3 separate regions of the Homo sapiens genome follow, and all the other regions are linked to region 2. A link is a contact called in ENCODE Hi-C data. All regions are on one chromosome and are shown on one strand. Each heading gives the region's core, a stretch centred on a gene start or an enhancer-like site at or near the end of the contact. The rest is flanking DNA. Distances are from core to core; before and after follow the strand shown.

Region 1 (3,579 bases), core at 808-3,307, 5.1 Mb after region 2:
CCAAAAGGTAGTAATGGGGGTACTAGGCTTCAAATCCAGGTCTGCCTGACTGTAAACTTCATGCTCTAAAAGCAATTTGTTAAACACTTTTAGCCTAAAGAAATCTAACCAAATTACAAAGTTTAGACAAAAACAGTCTTTATCACAAGAAAATGACTTAACGATACAAAGTATCTCAACAAGTCAGAAGTATGCTTTGGATTTCCAGACTCAGATCTAGGTACTCCCAGCACTGGTGCTGCTGCTGCCTCTCTTTTTTACTTTACTTTTTTTCTTTAAACCCATTTCTGCAGGATGCTGCCTCTTTCTACTCTAATTCTTCCCAGAGGAGTTTCATACTACAAACGACAAAGACATTGTCTAAAGCATTACAGAAATTCCTTCAGTCTTGCCTCTGACTTATCACCTAAATTTGTATCGTTAGGATGAAAGGATTATCCGCTATACCTTAATCATGACGCTATGACAACAAAAAGTTATGGTGGATCCAAGGTTCCAATTCAGCTGGTCCCACACAGTAAAACCAATGCACACTTCCCGTCTCTTTGTTGCTGTTCTGATAAAGCAATTAAAAACCATTCACAACAATTTAAAAAAAACATTAATCCCTGTGCCCATACTGTGTCTACGAAATTGAAGCTGTAAGCCCTTTTTATATGATCCACACTTCTGTCTTTTCCAATACTTGCCCTGTTTTTCTGTGCTGATTCAGCTTTAAGAGAGAAAGAAAGACAAGCTTTGAGAGAGACAGACAACTATGGATAGACAATGTACGGGTAATACAGGGCTATCATCCACCTAGGCAGTTACTTCTTGGTATTCTGAGACCTCCTCAAAACTGTCTGAAAGAAGCTGACGCCTAAGACCGAAAACCCCACAAAGATCGTCTTTCCCAAAAGTAGCAGCATTTCTTCCTATCACTTTCAGATTATAATAAAGCAATCAATAAGACATTCATTCTCTTCATACACAGCCTAATAATCCTGGTGACCAACTATACCCAGCAGGGAGGACAAAGCTCTTAACACGAAAGAGTGAGGAGAATCTCTCCATTACCCTTTTACATATTCAGGGAAGAGAGAATATCGCAGTCGCTGGAAATGAAGGGCACAGCATCGTGTTGCTGTATGGCCACGGTTGGCCACAGAAAGGCAGAAAGTCATCAACTGTATGGAAACCAGACAACTCTGACGATTTCTATGCAAGGTGACTACACCTTACTCGTTCTCCAAGTATTAAAGATCTTTTCATCCTTATTGCTGTGTGAACTCCCGTGAGCGGTAAGGTTTTTCTATACTATCGAGGTCTCTTCCCCGATAGGCTGGAAAATCACACCCGGGAGCGTGTTGGGGCCGCGGGACGTACTATTAGGTGTCTCTCCTCCCGCTGCCTATTCCAAGTAGTAGGGGAGAGCGCTACCTCCATGTTATTCAGAGCGAAGTACGGCCGTGCCTCCTGGAGTCTCCGCTCCCAGCACGAGGGGCCGGCTGGGGGGCATCTCTGAGAGAGTGGGTTTAAGGGGACAAGGGGTATCTCCGGTCCTGCGATCAGAAAGGAGGGCGTGGAGGGTGGTGCCGCCGTGCCGAGAGGATCTGCAGTTCCCCTCCCCTCCCTTCCTCTCCTAGAGAGGCAGCCCGGCCCCAGTACCTTCTTGACTGTGCGCGGCGCCTCGGTGACGGTGCCGTCGGGGCTGACCAGGGCCTCGCCGCCGTCGCGGTGCCGCTGGTGCTGGTGATGTGGGTCGCTCCGCTTCATGGCCGACGCCTGAGGCACCTTCCCGGCGGCGGGGCTGAGAGCGGCGGCGGGCCCCGAGCCCGGGCCGGGGACCGGGGGCCGCTCCGCGGCGGGAGCTGGAGCCTCAGGGTCTCCACCGCCCGCCGGGGGGGCCATGGCGCCCACGGCGGCCGTGCTCAGTCCTAGTTGCGACTCCGCCTCGGAGGGGCTCAGGTCCTTCAGCTCCACCTCAGGCACCTTGGCGGCAGCCGCGGCTGACACAACCTGCACCGACATCACCGCCTCCGCTGCAACCACCGGCTCAGACTCCAGCTCCTGCTCTTGGTCGGCCCCGCCTCCCACCTCCCTTCCTCTTCCCTCCCCCATGTCCCCACTCCTCCCCTCCATCGCCTCCTCTCCCACCCCCTTTCTCCGCCCGCCAGTCCCGGCCCCTCCAGCCCCGCCCCGCCCCGTCCCGGTCTGGCCTCGCGCGAGGCGCCACGGAACCTGTAGTGCGTTTGCTCCCGGCCGCACGCGGCGAGAAGACCGTGGGACCTCAGGCCCCGACCTACACTGCGCGCCCCATGGGCGGGGCCCGCAGCGTCCCCTGGGAGTTGTAGTCCTTTCAGCCTTTCCTCCACTAAGTGAGATTCAGCCGAGGAGAGGGAGCGCTAGGGCCGGCAGCTAACAGAAAGGAGTGAGGATAGGTGACTCGACGGAGGGGATGAGGAAGAGAAAGTCTCCAGAGGAGTTGTGACTTCCGGGGAGGGAACGCCAAGAAGCCTTAGGGGAGGGGAAGTGGTAGAGGAATGGCTCGTTGTCCTGACAGCGTGAAGTTCCTCCGCGCGTGCCCGTCTGCGATCACGTGAGCGAGTATTTAAAGGAGAAGCGGCGGCTCCAGGCTGGAAGTGGCTTTATTTTTCTTTGTGATATTGAGAACTCAACACCCTTCCAAACTTCAGTGGCTTTGTTTTTAGAAGGGATAAAGTAGGACCTTGCTTGCTGTGGCGCTTTCTGTCACATTCTGGGTTTGGAAGCTAAGATCATTCCTCAAAGAAGTTAGGTATCACTAGATCAAAATTCAAGGCTGAGGAATTACACGTTGCCTTAAACGAGGCCAAATCTTTTCACCTATAATTCTAATAGGGCAATCATCTGAAATTCAGATACATATATCAGCATAGAGGGATATGAATAGTGAATATGAGTAGTTAATTTCCTAAGTGATGGGATTTAAGGTGATTTTTACTTTGTACTTTTCTGTATTATTTTTAAATTTTACATTTAGAGGATGTAAGCAAAAAGACATGCACCGCAGCGTCCTTTTTAATAACAAAAAACTGTCTAAAACTAATGTCCAACAAATAGAGCAATTGTTACAGCCTTTGAAAATCGTTTGCCAGCTGGGCATAGTGGTTGACGTCTGTAATCCCAGCACTTTGGGAGGCCAAGGCCGGCAGATCACTTGAGATCAGGACTTCAAGACCAGCCTGGCCAACATGGTGAAACCCCATCTCTACTAAAAATACAAAAATTAGCCAGGCGTGGTGGCGGGCACCTGAAATCCCAGCTACTTGGGAGGCTGAGGCAGGAGGATCGCTTGAACCTGGGAGGCAGAGGCTGCAGTGAGCCAAGATCATGCCACGGCACTCCAGCCTGGACAACGGAGTGAGATGCCGTCCCAGAAAAAAAGGAAGAAAGAAAGAAAATTGTTTGCCAATACTTTTTAACAACAAGGTTTTCCCTTTTTCATTCTTTACTCTGAAAGCCAAAATGTGAAGAGGAAGCTAAGAAACTCTTGTGTCTGGTACACTTGTGAGCTCTGTGGAAATGGCAGTGCTCAGACGCCTTCCGATACATAGTGTG
Region 2 (3,632 bases), core at 934-3,433:
AGAACAGGTTTGCTAGCAAGAGTTCTCTGAGCAAATGAGAGGGGAGGATAGAGAGGTCTTCAGAGTTAATGATTTTACAGGCTTCTGCTCTCCAAGTGCAGTCAACAGGTCAGTAGCACCAGCATCACCTGGGAGCTACTTAGAAATGCAGAATCTCAGGCCATGCTGCAGGCCTAGTGAATCAGAATCTGCATTTTAACAAGATCCCCAAGTGATTAACATGCACATTAAATTAATACTCACTGCAGTAGGTGAAGACAGAAATGTGGAGGAAGGAAGAAAGATACAGAACTCTTGCAAATATTACAGTACTCAGGCCATTTTTTTCTTGTGCAATCACTTAGACATGCTTGGGTTTTTATCTGAGATGTAATGAGAAATGTTTAGAACATCCTTTAAGGGCTTCCAAATTAGTGGCATATATGGAAAATGAAGGTCTGTGTGAAGAGAAATCACCTCTAATGAAATCCAGATGAAAATCCAGACCAGCTTCCTGTTGGCAGGATTATTGATAGTGGAGGTGGAGATATTATCATTGCTTCAGCCTCACTCCCAGATAGTCCACTTTACTTGGTCTGAGGTAGAACTGGTACTATTATATACCTGTATATATACCAGTTATATATATATATATATGTGTGTGTGTATATATGTGTATATGAATATAACTGGTATATATACGTGTATATATGTATATATAATTCATTGTTTAATGTGCCAGCACTGTGCAAACTCAAGACGGGTGCTCATTAAATACTGAATTTCACAGGTAGTAGGCTTTCTATTTATGTTAGTTCTTCTTCCTACTCACCTTTTTAAGGCAGCAGTTCTCAAATTCTAGAATGCATTAGAATTAGAACGTGGAGTGCTTGTTAAAAATACAAGTTTCTAGAACCCATACACAAGGATTTTGACTTGGTAGGTCTAAAGCGAGACCCAATAATCTGCACTCGATAACGAGTACTTCAGATGATTCCAATGTGATCTCCCAGTCACGGACTGGGAAAAAAGCATTCCAAACTATTTTGTAGATCTCGAGAAAGACTTCAGAATGTTCGTGTCTCACAGGAAATAGCAAAAACAATATAGCATTCCAAAATCCTACCTAGCTTTGTACCGTGTACTTTGCTATTGCTGTTGGATTCAATTACAACGGAAATATTTGATGTGGTAAAATACTGAGCAGTGATGCTAACCTTTTATAGTAGACACTGGGAAGCAGAAAGGAAGTGTAAACACGTTTCCCTTAAAAACTAGTCTTGCTGGGTGGATAAAGTGTGCATACCTATTTTACAAATAAAGAATAGTGCCGCACTAGCTTATGTACGTAATATGTGCTTAACAAACATTTGTTCATTGAGTAAGTAAGAGTCAAGTCGAATGGCTCAGATTGTAAGTGCTATGAGAATTCCACTGTAAGAAGAGGGAAGTATGCCTTCTTTTCACCATTAAAGATCTGATTGCTGATATTGGCATTTTTGCCAGTAGAAGAGCCTGGACGTTGGCAGTTTTCAAAGCCCCCAGGTGATTTGACTGCGCAGCTAAGTTTGAGAACCACGGAGGTAAAGGAAGGGAGTACCTTAAAGAGCTAGGATTAGGGATAATATCAATAGATCACCTTTAAGGCTGCACCTCAGCCTAATTAAATCAGAATCGCTGGGGGTGGGACTTGGCTATCAGTCATCTTTAAAGCTCTCCAAGTGATTCCAATGTACAGACGTGGTTGAGAGCCATTGCTTTACTTGAATTCTCAGTGGTTCTTAATCCTGGCAGCATAATAGAGTCACCAAAGATACATATATATATATCAGTTCAGGAAGCAGAGTTGTTTCAGATGCTAGAACACCTCCAACGAGCAGTCACAGCTCTGTAGTTCTAGTGCCGCCGCTGCCAGCAAGTTTGTTGTGACCCTGGCGGCCGAGTTACTTTCAGCGCTCTGGGCGGTCTCGCAAGAAACACTGACGCTTTGGGACTTCATTTCCCAGCAAGACCCGCGGCCGCCTATCGCGCGAGTCATGCCGGGCACCTCGTCCCCCTGTCCTCTCTGGCGGAGCTGCCTGGCGGAAGCGGGAACGTCGCATCCTGAGGTAAAGGTGCACGGCATCCTGGGACATGTAGTCTGGCCGGGGCTCGGACGCCCCCTCGGATGAATGGGACCGAAGCTGACTGCGAACTACAGCTTCTTGGCAGCGTCGGTGTTGGCCGCGGGAGAAGGGGAGACCGCGGCGGCCCCCAGTGAGAGCGGCTTTCCAGGACGGTGCGATGTGCTGCGCAGCGAAGAGGCAGGAGGCCGGCTTCCTGGGGTAGCGGTACAGGCGGGCGCTTACTCTGTGCGCTTGCTTCCCCAACCCTGCACCGGCCATGCGCCCGGCCTTGGCGGTGGGCCTGGTGTTCGCAGGCTGCTGCAGTAACGTGATCTTCCTAGAGCTCCTGGCCCGGTGAGTGACCCGCTCGGGCCGCACCCGGTCTCCCGGGGCGGGGCGGAGGAAGCCAGAGGAGAGGTCCCCCCGGGACGCGCCCACGCCCTGTCCCCACCCCGCCGCCCACGGAGCCCGGGGCAGGACGGCCTGAGCCCCCCAGCAATCCGTCCTGTCTGGGCAGCCTGGGACCCCGCTGAGTCCGCTGCTTCCCAAAACTGCGCACCGGCGGCAGTCCCGCCTAACAGTTTCAAAGCATTCCTGCGAGGGGAAGACTCAGGGTGTTGCTGTCGTCACCCCTTTTCCACACTCGGGGGGTATTGAAGTCTGAAGAGTTTTTCACATGACCAGTCCAAGGTCGGCAGAGAGCTAGTGTCAGAACCAAGGTTCCTTCACCAAACCACTCTCTCTTCCTTCCCATCCAACTCTAGCTCTTTTTTCGATCCTGTTAAATGGCACAGGCTGGACTTGAGCAAAGGTTTTTGACTTGTAAAGCAGTCTGACTTTGTACATACTGCAAAGAAAGTTTTATTTTTATTACGGCATCCTGCAAAGCATTTGCTTTATTGGCCTTGGAAATGGTTATGAGTACTTTGCCCAAACATACATAAATGATGCGGTAGAACAGATTTTTATGTAGAAGATCAGTCCACGTGACCCGAGAGTGCTCTTTGAGGTGGCTTGCAAAAAGACAAAAAAAAAAGCAAGTAGAAGATTGGTCCAAGTGACCTGAGAGGGCTCTTTGAGGTCACTTTGAATGTGCAAAGTTCAGTGGATAGAAGCTATAACAGAAGAGACAACAGGTGGTGTGGAAAAGCCTCCAGGACTAAAAAGCTGGGTTGTGAATTTCACTCTTGGCTCCGTCGTCCACTGGCTGTGTAGCCCTTCAAGTCACTTAGCCTCTCTTGGGCTCCTTTTCCTGGCAGTAAAACAATACCTATAGTGTTCTCTAGCTCGTGTTTCTGAATCTATACATTACAAGTTGAGTATCCTTCATTTGAAATGCTTGGGAACGGGTGTTATTTGGTGTTTTTTGTTTTTTGTTTTTTTTTTGGATTTGGGAGTATTTGCATATACATAATGAGATATTTTACGGATGGTACCCAAATCTAAACACAAACTCATTTGTGTTTCTTATACACCTTATACACATAACCTTAGCTTGAAGGTAATTGTATACAATATTTTTAATAATTTGTACATGAATTAAAGTTT
Region 3 (3,717 bases), core at 732-3,231, 6.0 Mb after region 2:
CGAACCCTTGATCTGGTGATCCACCCACCTCGGCCTCCCAAAGTGCTGGGATCACGGCCGCTCCTGGCCGTGAGTTGTATTTTTAAAAAATAATCGTGAAGTTTTATTTTAAGCATAGATTACTTACTTCGAACTAGAGCTCCATAAATGTGATGTTTAGCGTCCCCCTAATCTCCACTCCCATCACTATCAACCAGTCGTCTAGCCATCCAAAATGTATTGAAAGTGAATGGGGCTTGAGGAGATCATGAAACTTAATTTTCACCATAGTGCCTTATAAAAGGTACTAAAACTGTAAAGTTTTTGAGTTTTCTATCTGCCATGTTACTATCATTTAAAAGTAATGATTTGGCTGGGCTCAGTGGCTCACGCCTATAATCCCAACACTTTGGGAGGCCGTAGTGGGAGGATTGGTTTATCCCAGGAGTTCAAGACTAGCCTGGGCAACACAGGGAGAACTGTCTGTACAAAAAAATAAATAAATTGGCCAGGCATGGTGGTACACACTTGTGGTCCTAGCTTCTCAGGAGGCTGAGGTGGCAGTATTGCTTGAGCCCAGGAGATCAAGGCTGCAGTGAGCCATGATGGTGCCACTGCACCCCAAGTTGGGTGACAGAGCAAGAGTCTGCTAAAAAAAAAATTATTTAAAAAATGGCCTTGGGTACTTTTTTTTGAGCTAGTTGTTCTGCAAGGTGTAGCTCTCTTGCACCTATTCAGGTCCTGAGCCCAGTGGCATGGCAAACACTCTCTGTGTTCCAGAACCAGGAGCACCCAGATTTCCTAGCCAATTAAGAGCTCTCAGCTTTGGGTCTGTCTGATGAGCTGACTTGAGACAAAGATCTTCTGTTTCTAGGAGGACATGGGTTCTAGGTCTCTGTGTATAAGTTGGATGTTATGTTTGCTTTGAGTGTGTTTGATGTGGTCCTGCAGTGTGTGTGCTGTGATTTATTTGTAAGAATTTTTGGACTAATAGTCTTCCCAGCCAGGTGTGGTGGTTCACACCTATAATCCTAGCACTTTAGGAGGCTAAGGGGGGCTAATTGAGCTCAGGAGTTTGAGACCAGCCTGGGCAACATGGTGAAACCCTGTCTCTGCAAAAAATACAAAAATTAGCCGGGTGTGGTGGTGCACCTGTAGTTCCAGCTACTCAGGAGGCTGAGGCAGGAGGACTGCTTGAACCTGGGAGGTCGAGGCTGCAGTAAGCCGAGATCGTGCCAGTGCACTCCGGCCTGGTTGATAAAGTGAGGCCCTGTCAAAAAAAAAAATCTGTTTCCACCATTAGACTGTAATCTCTATGAGGGCAGGGACCCTGTCATTTCTTTGCTCACCAGTTTTATCCCTAATGCTTGGCTCATAGTTAGAGCTCAGTATATATTTATTGAAATAATAATTGTGTACTATCTGTGTCTATGTGTATTTTAGTAGCTACAATTTGTTTGTGAGGCTGAGGTGACAGACAGCTGGTGTTCTCCGAAAATGAGAATCGTCCGAATGATGTATATGATATATCTATGTCTACGTGTTAGTGTTCCGGTTGTGTTTTATGCACGTAATCTGGGAATTTGTGGAGGCACTTCAGAAAATATCAAACACCCACAGTATATCAGATCCTGAGTTACGCCCGGGGCAAAAACGACTTCTTCTGCCTGTCCTGCTAACTTTGGGGAGGATCTGGAGGTGAGATTTTTAAACAGGGTAGAAATTATTTATTTTTATTTTGTATATTAAGAAAAAAAATTACTTTTTGGAGGCCTTCCGGCAAAAACCAGAAAGCCTGCTAGGCAAATTCTAAAAAAGCTGTAACACTAGGGTAGAAATTATTGATGCCAAGTTTACACAAAAGTGGCGAGGGCGATGCTAGGGCAGGGGGCGGAGCCCCGCTCCAGAAGCTACGCCCCGGGGCGCCATTATTTTTTCATTCCGGAACCTTTTATCCCCCTCCCGACCATGTTTTCCTCCGGTCTCTTTTGGGCAACGAGCACTTCCGGAATCTCTCGGCGTGTGAGCTTGGTTGTCCTACCAAAGCCAGCGTTTCGGCTCGCGTGCGCCGGCCTAGTTTGCTCGCGTCCTCACGCGCTTTGGGTTTCCCGGTCTCATGGCCGGCCTGACCTTATTTGTGGGCCGCCTCCCGCCCTCGGCCCGCAGTGAGCAGCTGGAGGAACTGTTCAGTCAGGTGGGGCCGGTGAAGCAGTGCTTCGTGGTGACTGAAAAAGGTAGGGGCGGGGCGGTCGAGGATAGGGCTGGGGTTTCCTGCGATCGAGGGCACCTTCCCAAACTTCAGGGAGCCGTATCATTCTTTACCCTCCCCGAAGAGAAGGGACAGGGAACTGAGTTTCTTTTCCAAACTGATTCTGCTTTAGATGCGTTCATAGGAGTCAGTTTATGAAGGGCAAAGCATTCCCTTACGTTTCTATAGCGCTTTCTGTTGATTATGCGCGCTAAAAATGAAAATAGTTAACTAGAGCATCAGTAAGACTTATTGAGAGTCACCTGATTGGCAGGTACAGTGATCAGTTTGATACAGGTTATCTCATTTAATTTTCTCAGCAATCTTACCGGATGGAGAGTCTTAATGTCATTTTACAGACAGGAATCCGGGATTTAGGGGAATTTAGTAACTTTAAGTTTGTACGGCTGTTAAGTAGTGGACCCCCGATTTGATCCTCAGACCTGGACATCTTAGCCAGGATGCTATCCACTTGTTCATTCATTTATTCAGCAAATACTTAATACCTACTGTGTGCCAGGAAGTGTTGTAGGTCCTGGGGATGCAGCAGTGCACAACACCAAACCAAAAAAATCTTTGATTTTATGTCTTCAAGGTGGGGAAGAGAGCCAATAAACGAGCCAATAAACAAGCCAACCGTGAAAATGATGTCAAATGCTAAGGAGAAAAATAAGCCAGGGAAAGGGGTTAGGAAGTCTATGTGCATGTGTATAGTGGGGAGAGGGGGTGAAGAGTGGCAATATAGATAGGGTGGCCAGAGAAGGACGGACTGAGGTGAGAGAGTGAACACATGCCTCTCCGGAGGAAGAACAATTCAGGAAGAGAAAACAGCAAGCTCAAAGGTACTGAAACAGAGGTGTTTTTGGTATATTGGAGGAGTAGTAAGGAGGACAGGGTGACTGGATTGAAGTGAGTAAAGGGAAGAGAATTAGGAGATGAGATCTAGAGTAGCAGATCATGTAAGATTTTTTTTTTTTTTTAAAGACTGCGTCTTGCTCTGTCGCCCAGGCGGGAGTGCAGTGCCACGATCTCCGCTCACTGCAACCTCTGCCTCCTGGTTCAACCCATTCTCCTGCCTCAGCCTCCCAAGTAGCTGGGATTACAGGCGAGTGTCACTACACCTGGCTAATTTTTGTATTTTTAGTAGAGACGGGGTTTCGCTATGTTGGCCAGGGTTGTCTGGAACTCGAGACCTCAGGTGATCCGCCCGCCTCATGTAGGATGTTATAGACCATTGCAAGGACTTTGGCTTTTACTCAGAGATAGGAAGCCACTGATTTTAAGCAGAGAGCAGTAAGTGTGATCTGGCATTCGTTTTGAAAGATTCTCTCTCTGGCTGGTGTGTTGCCAATAGACTGTTGGAGAATAGGACAAAAGCTTATGTACTTAAAATAGGGACCGAAAGTCCTGTACAGTAATGTTTATTAAACTGCAGATTATTACCTATTAGTGGGTCTTGAGTGGGTCATGACTAGAGTTTGTTTTGTTGT

Evidence for each region. Hi-C counts contacts between places; a loop is a spot of excess contacts on that map. Pooled maps may share reads with other maps.
Region 1: a loop to region 2 is called in a map of CD4-positive, alpha-beta memory T cell, with 18 times the contacts of the local background. The contact joins the promoter of AHCYL2 here to the promoter of SLC35B4 in region 2. A Hi-C loop is called at or near these places in 2 of 168 maps with a recorded cell type or tissue (CD4-positive, alpha-beta memory T cell and naive thymus-derived CD4-positive, alpha-beta T cell) and 4 of 50 pooled maps.
Region 3: a loop to region 2 is called in a map of CD8-positive, alpha-beta T cell, with 7 times the contacts of the local background. The contact joins the promoter of RBM28 here to the promoter of SLC35B4 in region 2. A Hi-C loop is called at or near these places in 1 of 168 maps with a recorded cell type or tissue (CD8-positive, alpha-beta T cell), 1 of 37 single-sample maps with no recorded cell type and 6 of 50 pooled maps.

Annotation. Positions count from the first base shown.
Region 1 is chr7:129,223,508-129,227,086 of GRCh38, reverse strand. It overlaps AHCYL2 (adenosylhomocysteinase like 2), which reads right to left and starts at 2,057. Exons shown (of 17, transcript NM_015328.4): 1 at 1,648-2,057. The coding sequence starts at 2,010. RefSeq lists silencers at 1,724-1,973, 2,094-2,163 and an enhancer at 2,444-2,553.
Region 2 is chr7:134,315,481-134,319,112 of GRCh38, reverse strand. SLC35B4 (solute carrier family 35 member B4) reads left to right here and starts at 2,183. Exons shown (of 10, transcript NM_032826.5): 1 at 2,183-2,438. The coding sequence starts at 2,362. RefSeq lists an enhancer at 1,663-2,392 and a silencer at 2,473-2,642.
Region 3 is chr7:128,342,172-128,345,888 of GRCh38, reverse strand. RBM28 (RNA binding motif protein 28) reads left to right here and starts at 1,981. Exons shown (of 19, transcript NM_018077.3): 1 at 1,981-2,213. The coding sequence starts at 2,096. It also overlaps the pseudogene RNU7-27P. RefSeq lists an enhancer at 1,841-2,040.